Regions from separate parts of the Mus musculus genome. Here region 2 is linked to region 1. A link is a contact called in ENCODE Hi-C or POLR2A ChIA-PET data. All regions are on one chromosome and are shown on one strand. The core of a region is the stretch at or near the end of the contact, and the rest is flanking DNA. Distances in the headings are between cores, read along the strand shown.

Region 1 (4,447 bases), core at 1,773-4,272:
AATGGCAGCATTAGAACAGCAAATCCTAAGACTGATACAGGTTGCCACACTAGAATATTTGCATACCACTCCATACTCTTTAGCTCAGTGAATCCTCCAAGTGACAAGAGGTAGACACTGTCCTCTTCAGTTTCAGAGAAGACAACAGAACCACTGGGCTGCTTTGAGCCTGTCTGTATGACCAATCAAAGAAGGATGAGGGCCATAGCAGCTCACGTGTCCAGAAAAGTGTCTCCCTGTCTCCTTAAACACATTGGTCCATAAGATCCCTGAGCATCCTTGCAGATGCTGTTCAAGAACAGTACCTGACTTAGACCAGTGCTTTTCACCCATTTCTGACCTCATATGGACTAAAGAAATATGCAGAGGAGAGCATGCACCCACATACCCCTGGAGAGTCTGGTTGATCCAGTTCAAAGCCCGTCATGACTAAGCAGAATTCAGAGGTGAGGGCAGACACAAAACCTTATTTCAGACACAAAACCCAACCAGCTTGTTCTGTTATCATTCGTCAAAGAGAACCTCGGGAGGAATGCTCATTGTTTGGGCCTTTGTGTATGTGGGAGATGTCAATCTTGTTTACCTTTTAAGAAACTGTGTATACATGTTCATGTATATGCAGGTACACATGTGCACACACACACGTGTTTGTGTGCATATGGAAGGAGATTAAAAGACAACCTCAGGTGCTGTTCATACCTTTTCTTTCTTTTTTTAAAGTTCATTTCCTGGCCTAGAACTCTCTAAATAGGTGAGGCTCCCTGGCTCTTGAGCCCTAGGGGTTTCCCACTTGAATGCTAGGGTTACCAGCATGAACCTCCCCACCTCCTAGTTTCCCTACTTCTCAATGCCATCAGCCATGTGTTCCCCTCACACCAGGAAATCCCTTTTTCTTGTGAGTCCTTGGCTTTTCCTATCTCATAGTAAAGCCACACACATACACACACACACACACACACACACACACACACACTTCATCTGCCCTAGTAGAATATAATTGGTCTATATATTTAATTTCTTGCAGTGTTAAGCAAGGACTTTAACACTGAGCTATCTCTCTAGCCTCTAGGGAATGTTAACTATTTTGGTATTTCTGGTGCCCAGCATAAACAGCTTGATGGACAAATGGATAGACAGGTATCACGAAGCTCCTGAGAAATGCCTGGTGTTTGTTTGTATACTGAAAACACAGAATGTCTTTGTACAGAATGGGTGTCTCACTTGGGCAGTATTAGTCCTAGTTAGTCATTCAACAAGTATATCCTGGCTGCCTATTAATATGAGGTCCTAAGTCCCGAGGGGCTACAGACAATCTCTGCCTTCAACACTACATAGGTCAGCATGTGGGAGATCCAGCTAGCCACATGCTGAGGAAGACCCTAAAAGAACAAGATCAGTCTGGGGAGTTCTTGGAAGACCTCATGGTCTTTCCAAGATCGCCATCTGACTTTTGACCTTTGGCAGCCAATTTGCCCCAGGCTGTCCCAGTATTGCTGGCCCGTCCCATTTATGCAGCTGAATTGAGCAGGAGAGCTCACTCACTCTGTGTCAGGGTGACGGTGGCTGCGGCTGTAGTGGCCGTGGATCCGAGGGCCACGGGATGGATCTCTGTGGTACTGGGTAGGCTGATGATGGTGGCCTCACCCAACAGGTTGCAGATCCTCTGTTGCATAGGGGTCAGCAGTACAGGAGCTATGGCTGTGCCACTGCCACCACTGCCACTGCCTGTCCCAGGCCCACCAGCTCCATCATCTTCTGTGGGCCCTGGAGCTTCGCCACCTTCTACAGCAGCTCGGACTTGGGCAACCTTGCGACGGACCTCGGTCTTGAGGTCGGACCACTTCTTCTTGACTTCGGGCAGCTCCCTACGGCAGGTGGCCACAGCGTTGACCCTTCTCAGGATGCCATGCCAGGCTGCACTCTTGGCAGCCAGAGGGACCCCAGCATTGAAGTGGTTCACCAGCAGGTGCTTCTTCAGTTCCAGTTCCTCCACGATGATCTCCACTTCCCGCTCTGAAAAGTTCATCTTCCTCTTCTTGGCTGGGACAGCCATGGCCTCCCCTTTCCTCTCTTTTTAAAGAAATTATAATGCTCTTAACAGCCCCAATTTCTCTTCTCTTCTTCCTCAGCCTCGCCTCTCTTTCACTCCCACCCCCTTTAGGGGGACAGGCAGGGCTTGTTCAAGGCCAAGTACCAGGCCTTAAGTAACCCCCCTCGCTACGCAAAGTGCGTAGGGCCCAGCCCTGACCGGCCCGACCGCCGCCAGCCAGCTGCGTAATGGCTTCCTGAATCTGCCTCTTCCGCTGGGGTGTGCGGAGATCCGCCCACTTCCCTTCTTCCCGCCCCTCGGCACATCCCTGAGAAGCCCCGCCCTCCAGGTTTGGCGTGGCTCAAATATCTGGCCGATCACTGGCTCTCCAGGCCTGCCATTCCTCCTAGAGGACACACCTCTTTGCTAGAACTGGCCTGGTCATTGGTCTAAAGTCTTGTCTGTCGCTTCAGGATGTCCGCCCACACGGACATTATTCACTTCCATTGGAAAAGCAGACTGTCGTTCAGTTCGTGTCGCGACTATTACGTTGTAAAATTCAGTTGTTTTATTGGCAGTTTAGAAGACTCCTAAAGCTTAGCCTCCTGATTTTGATTCGTGTTCTCGGTTTCGAGTCGTCAGCCCGTTAAATTTTCATTTTATTCAATGGTGCTGTGTTTTCTAACTTCAGTCCACAGTTACCCTCATATACATTTCATTTCCACTGTTAGCTACGATCTCTCCTTACACAACGCTCCTCTCAGCCTCATCATTCCGCAGTCTAAATAGAGCTTCTGAATGGGAATTGGACACAAGGCTTTCTGCTTGCCTATTACCCAGCTTCAGCCAATCCCCGGCTCCCTCAGTTTGAATCGCCTTCGAGCTGGCACGGTGACTCCGCCCCCTCATTGATCCCGGAGCCGACATACCGGCCTATGATTGGTCGGCAGTGCGCCAGAGGGCGCGGTCAGCGCCTCTGCGCGCCGCGGGGCGGGGCTCCCGGAAGCGGCCCCTCCCTCCAGTCGGCCGGCTTCTCGGAGCCCGCGCTCGCTGTCTGAGGAAAGCCGGCGTGCTTCCGCGCTCGGGTCGCTCTCCTGCCGCCTTCAGCCCGGCGTCCGGCGCCCCCGCCTCGCGCCCGATGGTGAGCAGTGTGTTGTGCCGCTGCGTGGCCTCCCCGCCGCCGGACGCCGCCGCCACCGCCTCGTCGTCCGCCTCGTCGCCGGCTTCTGTAGGGGACCCGTGCGGCGGCGCCGTCTGTGGCGGCCCGGACCACCAGCTACGCCTGTGGAGCCTCTTCCAGACACTCGACGTCAACCGCGACGGCGGCCTGTGTGTCAACGACCTGGCGGTGGGGCTGCGGCGCCTGGGACTGCACCGCACGGAGGGCGAGCTCCGGGTAAGTCTGCGTGCGCCGTCCGCGCGGGCGGGGAGGATCCGGGAGGTCTTGAGGAGAGAGACCGACGCCAAGGGGACGGGTCGGGACCGCAGGACTTCTCGGGCTGCTTTCTGTAGCCTGTCAGGTTTCGACGGACGCTGCTAGAGCTGAGCGGAACCCCTGGTGTTGGGGGGGATAGTGTCCCTCCACTGACAGATGGAAAGGAAATTCACACCTTGTTAGTGTGGGGCTCCTCAGGTGGGAGATGGGGCCGTGAGAAAAGCTCGTCGTGGCTACAGATGGGCACCCTTGGGTCTCTTTGATGGACAGAAAGCCCCCTCTACTTCCCTCTAGATAGAAGGACAGATAGATCTCAAGATTGCCCTACGGACCTCAAGGCCAAGTTGGTGCCCATCCTCCCTCAACACCTAGGTTCCTATCCACCCATTCTCATTGGCACCCCTTGTCTGTCTGTCTGTCTCTCGCTCGCTCGCTCTTCTCCCCCCACTCTCGTTTCCATGCCACCGGTGCCTCTAATCTGGTTGCTCACAGAGACATGTGGGTGTTGGGGAAGAAAAAAATGGGAACTGGGGTTCTAGGCAGATCAGTGTGGATGTGGGTGATGAAGACTGAACAGTTCTTTCTCATGGCTTAGACCCAGCCCCCCACTGCTGTTTCAGAACACTGGGTCATGATCCCTTTGTCGAATTGGAGTGCGAATATGTTAAAGAATCTGAAGAAAGATTCTTTTTTTGTTTGTTCGGTTGGTTTTGGGGATTTTTTTTTTCTAGACAGTGTTTCTCAATGTAGTCCTGGCTGCCCTGGAACGCCCTCTGTAGACCAGGCTGGCCTCGGAATCAGAGATCCACCTGCCTCTGCCTCCTGAGTGCGCCGGGATTAAAGGCCTTTGCCACCATCGCTCAATTGGAACTTTTTTCAAAAAATGAAAGTTAGATACATCTAAGGATATTTGTTGGCTGGAAAGGGATGGGCCAAGACTGGGAGACAGGGGTGGAGAAATGGCCATTTCTGGGTCTGCAAGA
Region 2 (4,516 bases), core at 749-3,248, 36 kb before region 1:
AAGGCAGTGAGCTTTTTTTTCTTGCTCTGACCGCACACCGTGCTTCACTTTGGAAGGTCATTTAATCTTTTGGAGCCTCAGTTTCCCCTTCGAGGGGGTAAGGAGAACATTACCACCCAGGGGAGGGAGGGGTGAGTGGCAAGATCGGACAGGAACATGGTCGTCAGGGGCGCAGATGCTTCCTGGGCTGAGCAGGTCTAGAACCTTTGGAGTCTCTAAGCACTCTGAGCACTGTAGGGGAAACTGAGGCCTAGAATCTGGTCTAGGATGGGTGGGGACCCTGACTTCTTTTCCTGAGCTCTCTTTGCACCTAGGACAGCCCCCTGGGCTAGCCACCAGAGCTCTCCCTCCAGCTGGAGCTGAGCTTGAGGCTTGGTACGGTTTCTCTACCGCCACCTACAGGACAGAGAGGTTCACAGCCGACAGTTTCTGCTAGTCCCGGTCCTGGCAAATTAGTCACAATGCCTCCTGCAGGCCCAGGCTGGAGCCAGACTGGGTTACTTGAAAAATGTATCATTCATTTCATTGCCTAAAAAAAGAAAAATGCCTCCTGTTAAAATATAACAGCACTGTCGGGCATGGTGGAACACTCCTTTAAACTCAGCACTCGGGGCAGGTGGCAGAAGGGGTGGGGGTGTTAAAAGGCAGGTAGAGCTCTGAGTTCAAGGCCAGCTTGGTCAATAAAGTGAGTTCCAGGACAACCAGGCCACAGAGAAACCCCGTTTCAAAAAATCCAAACCAACCAACCACCACCACCAGCAAATATATGCATATAATATATATACATTATATATACACACAATATATATATATTATATGCAGGTAAATATAACATACATGTAGTGTACACACATATATCTCAGCTCCTTTCCTTATCATTTGGACATTTATTTTGAGCTAGGCTTGGTGAGCACATACCTGTAACTCAGCACCTGGGAGATATAGGCAGAATGATCAGGAGTTCAAGGCCAGGTTCAGCAGACTGGGCTACGTGGAACACCGTGAAGGGTGGGGTCTAAGAGATGGCCTGTGCTGCCCTTGCTGAGGACCTGGGTTCAGTTCCCAGACTGCTCAGGGGTGAAGGACTTACATTCAAGCCTGGGAAACTGAACCTGATCCCAGGAAGTCACTGGTGCAAGGAGGTGACTTCCACACACGTGCAGTGTGACACATGTGTGGTGGCACACACTCTGTGCCATCACGCAGACATACACAGTGAATAGTAAATCTAAAAGACACACACACACACATATATATAAATTTCCAAAGACTTTTAAATTTTTATTTATTTATTTATTTATTTATTTATTTATTTGTGGTTTTTTTCGAGACAGGGTTTCTCTGTGTAGCCCTGGCTGTCCTGGAACTCACTCTGTAGACCAGGCTGGCCTTGAACTCAGAAATCCGCCTGCTTCTGCCTCCCGAGTGCTGGGATTAAAGGCGTGCGCCATGCCGGGCGACTTTTGTTTATTTTTGTTGTTATTTACTTATGAGGCAGGGACTCACTATGTAGCCCTGGCTGTCTTGGAACTTTACTAAGTAGATCAGGCTGACTTTGAACTCATAGAGATCTGGGATCTGCCTGCTTCTGCATCCCAATTGCAGGGATTAAAGGCTTGTGCCACTATACCCAGCAATGTTTATTTTCTTTTTATGTCTTTTGGTGTTTTGAGTGCATGTATGAAAGTACCCCAAGATCACGCAGTACTTAAGAAGGCCAGAAGAGGGCGCCAGATGCTTTAGGAAGCGGAACTTACAACAGTCTTTAGCTGTCATGAGAATGCTGGAATCATGATTGTACATACATGATTATGTATCATGCAAGAGCAGCCAGTGCTCTCAACCACCAAGAAATCTCTTCAGCTCCACACATTTTTTTTTAAAGATTTATTATGTTTTAAGTTCCTGTGTGTGGGTGTTTGGGCCAGCCTGTCTGTGCATCATCTACATGCAGTACCCTCAGAGGCCAGAAGAGGGCGGAGGCTCATCAGGAACTGGATGGAGTTCCAGGTAGTTGTGAGCCACTGCACGTGGGTGCTAGGAAATGAACCAGTCCTCTGCAAGAACAAAAGAGTTCTTAATCACTGGGCTATCTCTCCAGCCGCAATACAGTCCTCTGTATGGGCAGGTGACCCTGTACATGAACACACATATGAGTACAGGGGTCTGTGGAGGCTGGAGGTTATTAGCAGGTGTCCTCCTCAACCTCTGCCTACCTTATTTTTTTGAGAGGGTTTCCTTCTGAATCTAGAGCTTGTCAAATCAGCTAGACTGGCAGGCACTTAGCGCAGGAATCCTAGCCAGTGGTAGGATTATGGGCACATGAACCACCTGGGAATAGAGCTTGGGTCCTCATGCTTGCGCAGTAAACACTTTGCCAGCTGAGCCGCATCTCCATCCCCTCCGACTCTCCTCAGAAAGCAGCAATACTGCAGCGAGAGCCCAGTACTTAGCTCATCTAGCCGGGGTCATTTCACCAGAGTCCCAGTTCTAAATCCCATCAACACATGGTTGGGTAGGTGGGTGACATGCTGTCATCACCGGGGTGTCCCTAGATAAGACTGCAATGCCTACTGGTCAGTAAAGGATGCAGAGATGTCAGTAAATCACTCTGGACAGGGCTTCAGGGAACAGCATCTGCTGTATTACACACCAGCAAGCACTCATATCGCGGAAGCTATCGTCTGTGACTGGTTAGCACATTACCTCAGACTGGACAGTGAGCGCCCATACCACCAGGATCTCGGTGCGAGAGAAGCACATAAAAAGAGATGTGGAGAGGGCAGCCTCAGCAGGCCAGCTCCCAACTGTCAGGCTACTTCAGAATCCTCTGTTCTGACTTCTGGGCATACTCATGAGCATGGTACACCGTGCTTCTTATTTAGAAGTGCCATGTGCCGGGCAGGCTGGCTGCCAGGTCAGGCCCACACTTTCTCCTACAGATAAGTCTCCGGTGCTAGTACTTACCCAGACAACTACTTTGATAACACAGGAGCTGTGAGGAGCCAACTGGGGAGAGAGACAATGTGAGAGGCAGAGGCCAGAAAAGAAAGCATCCTGCGGCTGGAGGTAGAAAGTTAGGGCTTCATGCCGTGACAAGCGGCCAGTGTGGCTGGCATGGGATGGATGAGAAGACAGGAGCTAGAGATGGATGCTAGAATGGGGTTGATCTGTTGGAATCAGCCTCCAAAATACAGTGAAGGAGGGGCACTGCTGAGTTTCAGACTGAGAAAAACATTGCAATATAAGAATTAGCTCAGGGGCTGGAGAGAGGGCTCAGCGGTTAAGAGCGCCGACTAATCTTCCATAGGTCATGAGTTCAAATCCCAGCAGCCACATGATGACTCACAACCATCCGTAATGAGCCATCTGAAACCCTCTTCTGGTGTGTCTGAAGACAGCTACAGTGTACTCACATATAATAATAAATAAATCTTTGGGCAGGAGTGAGTGGAGACAGAGCAACTACATGATGTCTCACAACCATCTGTCTGTCACAACTGTCTGTCCAGCTACAGTGTACTCCCATACAGAAAATAAATCAATTAGTTCATGCTCCTGTAATCCTAGCACTCAGAAGATCAAGGCAAGAAGATCAGGAGCTCCAGGCTAGTCTGGGCTACACAGTGAAGCCTTGTTTCACTCAATCCACCAATAAGACTTCAAGGCACAGAAAGTAGTCTGGTAGACATGGGATTCAGGTCTGCTTGGCTCCTACCTCTGAGCTCTCGGCCCCTCTGGCTGAGAAGCAGAGTGAACCAATCTACTTTCAAATCTGATCACCTCAGGAAGTGGGGACCTAAGAAGGGGGAAGGAGCTTCCCCTAAGCGGTACAGGGGGTCAGGGTCTATTTCAGAGATGAGGTCTCCAGGGTCCCAGGCTCCACACCCACACTCAGCTCCGGCAGCCAGGCCAGGCCAGGCCCCTGCTCCAGTTCTGAGGCCCAGAGAAACCATTTGGTGTTTGGAGAACAAAGGGCTGCTCCCTGCGTTCCAGGAAGCGGTGTCAGCTGGGGCCAGGTTCTTGGTCTGTACTGGTGGTGGCTGGTTTCAGCCACCTAGGTCTCTCCTACCCCATGCAGGCTCCAAGTGGACCTGGACTCCTCCGGAGGCATCGGGTGACACCTGCCCTACCCTAAGCTCTGTCCACCCTGCTGAGCACAGGGTGAAATCTAGGACTGTGACTCTTCAGTCCTGTTGCATTTTCCACCAGAGCTTGTGCTCAGAGACCAAAGGGCTCGGGGACACAGAGTCCAGGGGATGGTTCTCGAATCCATGGCCAGCCAGCCAAGCAGGCCTGCAGCCCCTCCCCTCAGCCCAACCCCAAGACCAAAGATCTTAGGGCAGACAGTTCACTGCTCTGGCTTGCTTATTCTAGAATGAAGCTGCTGAGTCAAAAGAACTTGCATTCATTCATTCATTCGTTCGCTCGTTCATTCATTCATCTATTTGTTTGTTTGTTTGTTTATTGGCAAGCTTTCACTACATAGACCAGGCTGGTTTCGAACTCACAGAAC

The links. Hi-C counts contacts between places; a loop is a spot of excess contacts on that map. ChIA-PET counts read pairs that join two places held with the same protein, here RNA polymerase II (POLR2A).
Region 2: a loop to region 1 is called in a map of CH12.LX, with 1.9 times the contacts of the local background. The contact joins the enhancer-like site here to the promoter of Slc25a25 in region 1. A Hi-C loop is called at or near these places in 3 of 37 maps with a recorded cell type or tissue (CH12.LX and gastrocnemius). POLR2A ChIA-PET finds 5 or more read pairs at or near these places in 3 of 5 experiments (Patski and embryonic stem cell).

What each region holds. Positions count from the first base shown.
Region 1 is chr2:32,450,045-32,454,491 of GRCm38, reverse strand. It overlaps Slc25a25 (solute carrier family 25 (mitochondrial carrier, phosphate carrier), member 25), which reads left to right and starts at 3,022. Exons shown (of 10, transcript NM_001164357.1): 1 at 3,022-3,425. The coding sequence starts at 3,168. Naif1 (nuclear apoptosis inducing factor 1) reads right to left here and starts at 4,035. Exons shown (of 2, transcript NM_194335.2): 1 at 1,543-4,035. The coding sequence starts at 2,053.
Region 2 is chr2:32,484,758-32,489,273 of GRCm38, reverse strand. No RefSeq gene overlaps it. Among named protein-coding and RNA genes, the nearest start is that of Slc25a25, 36 kb to the right of the region's middle. Within about 2 kb of position 1,998, at least 1 of the 3 ENCODE cell types and tissues checked has a DNase peak (open chromatin) inside an H3K27ac peak, as active enhancers do.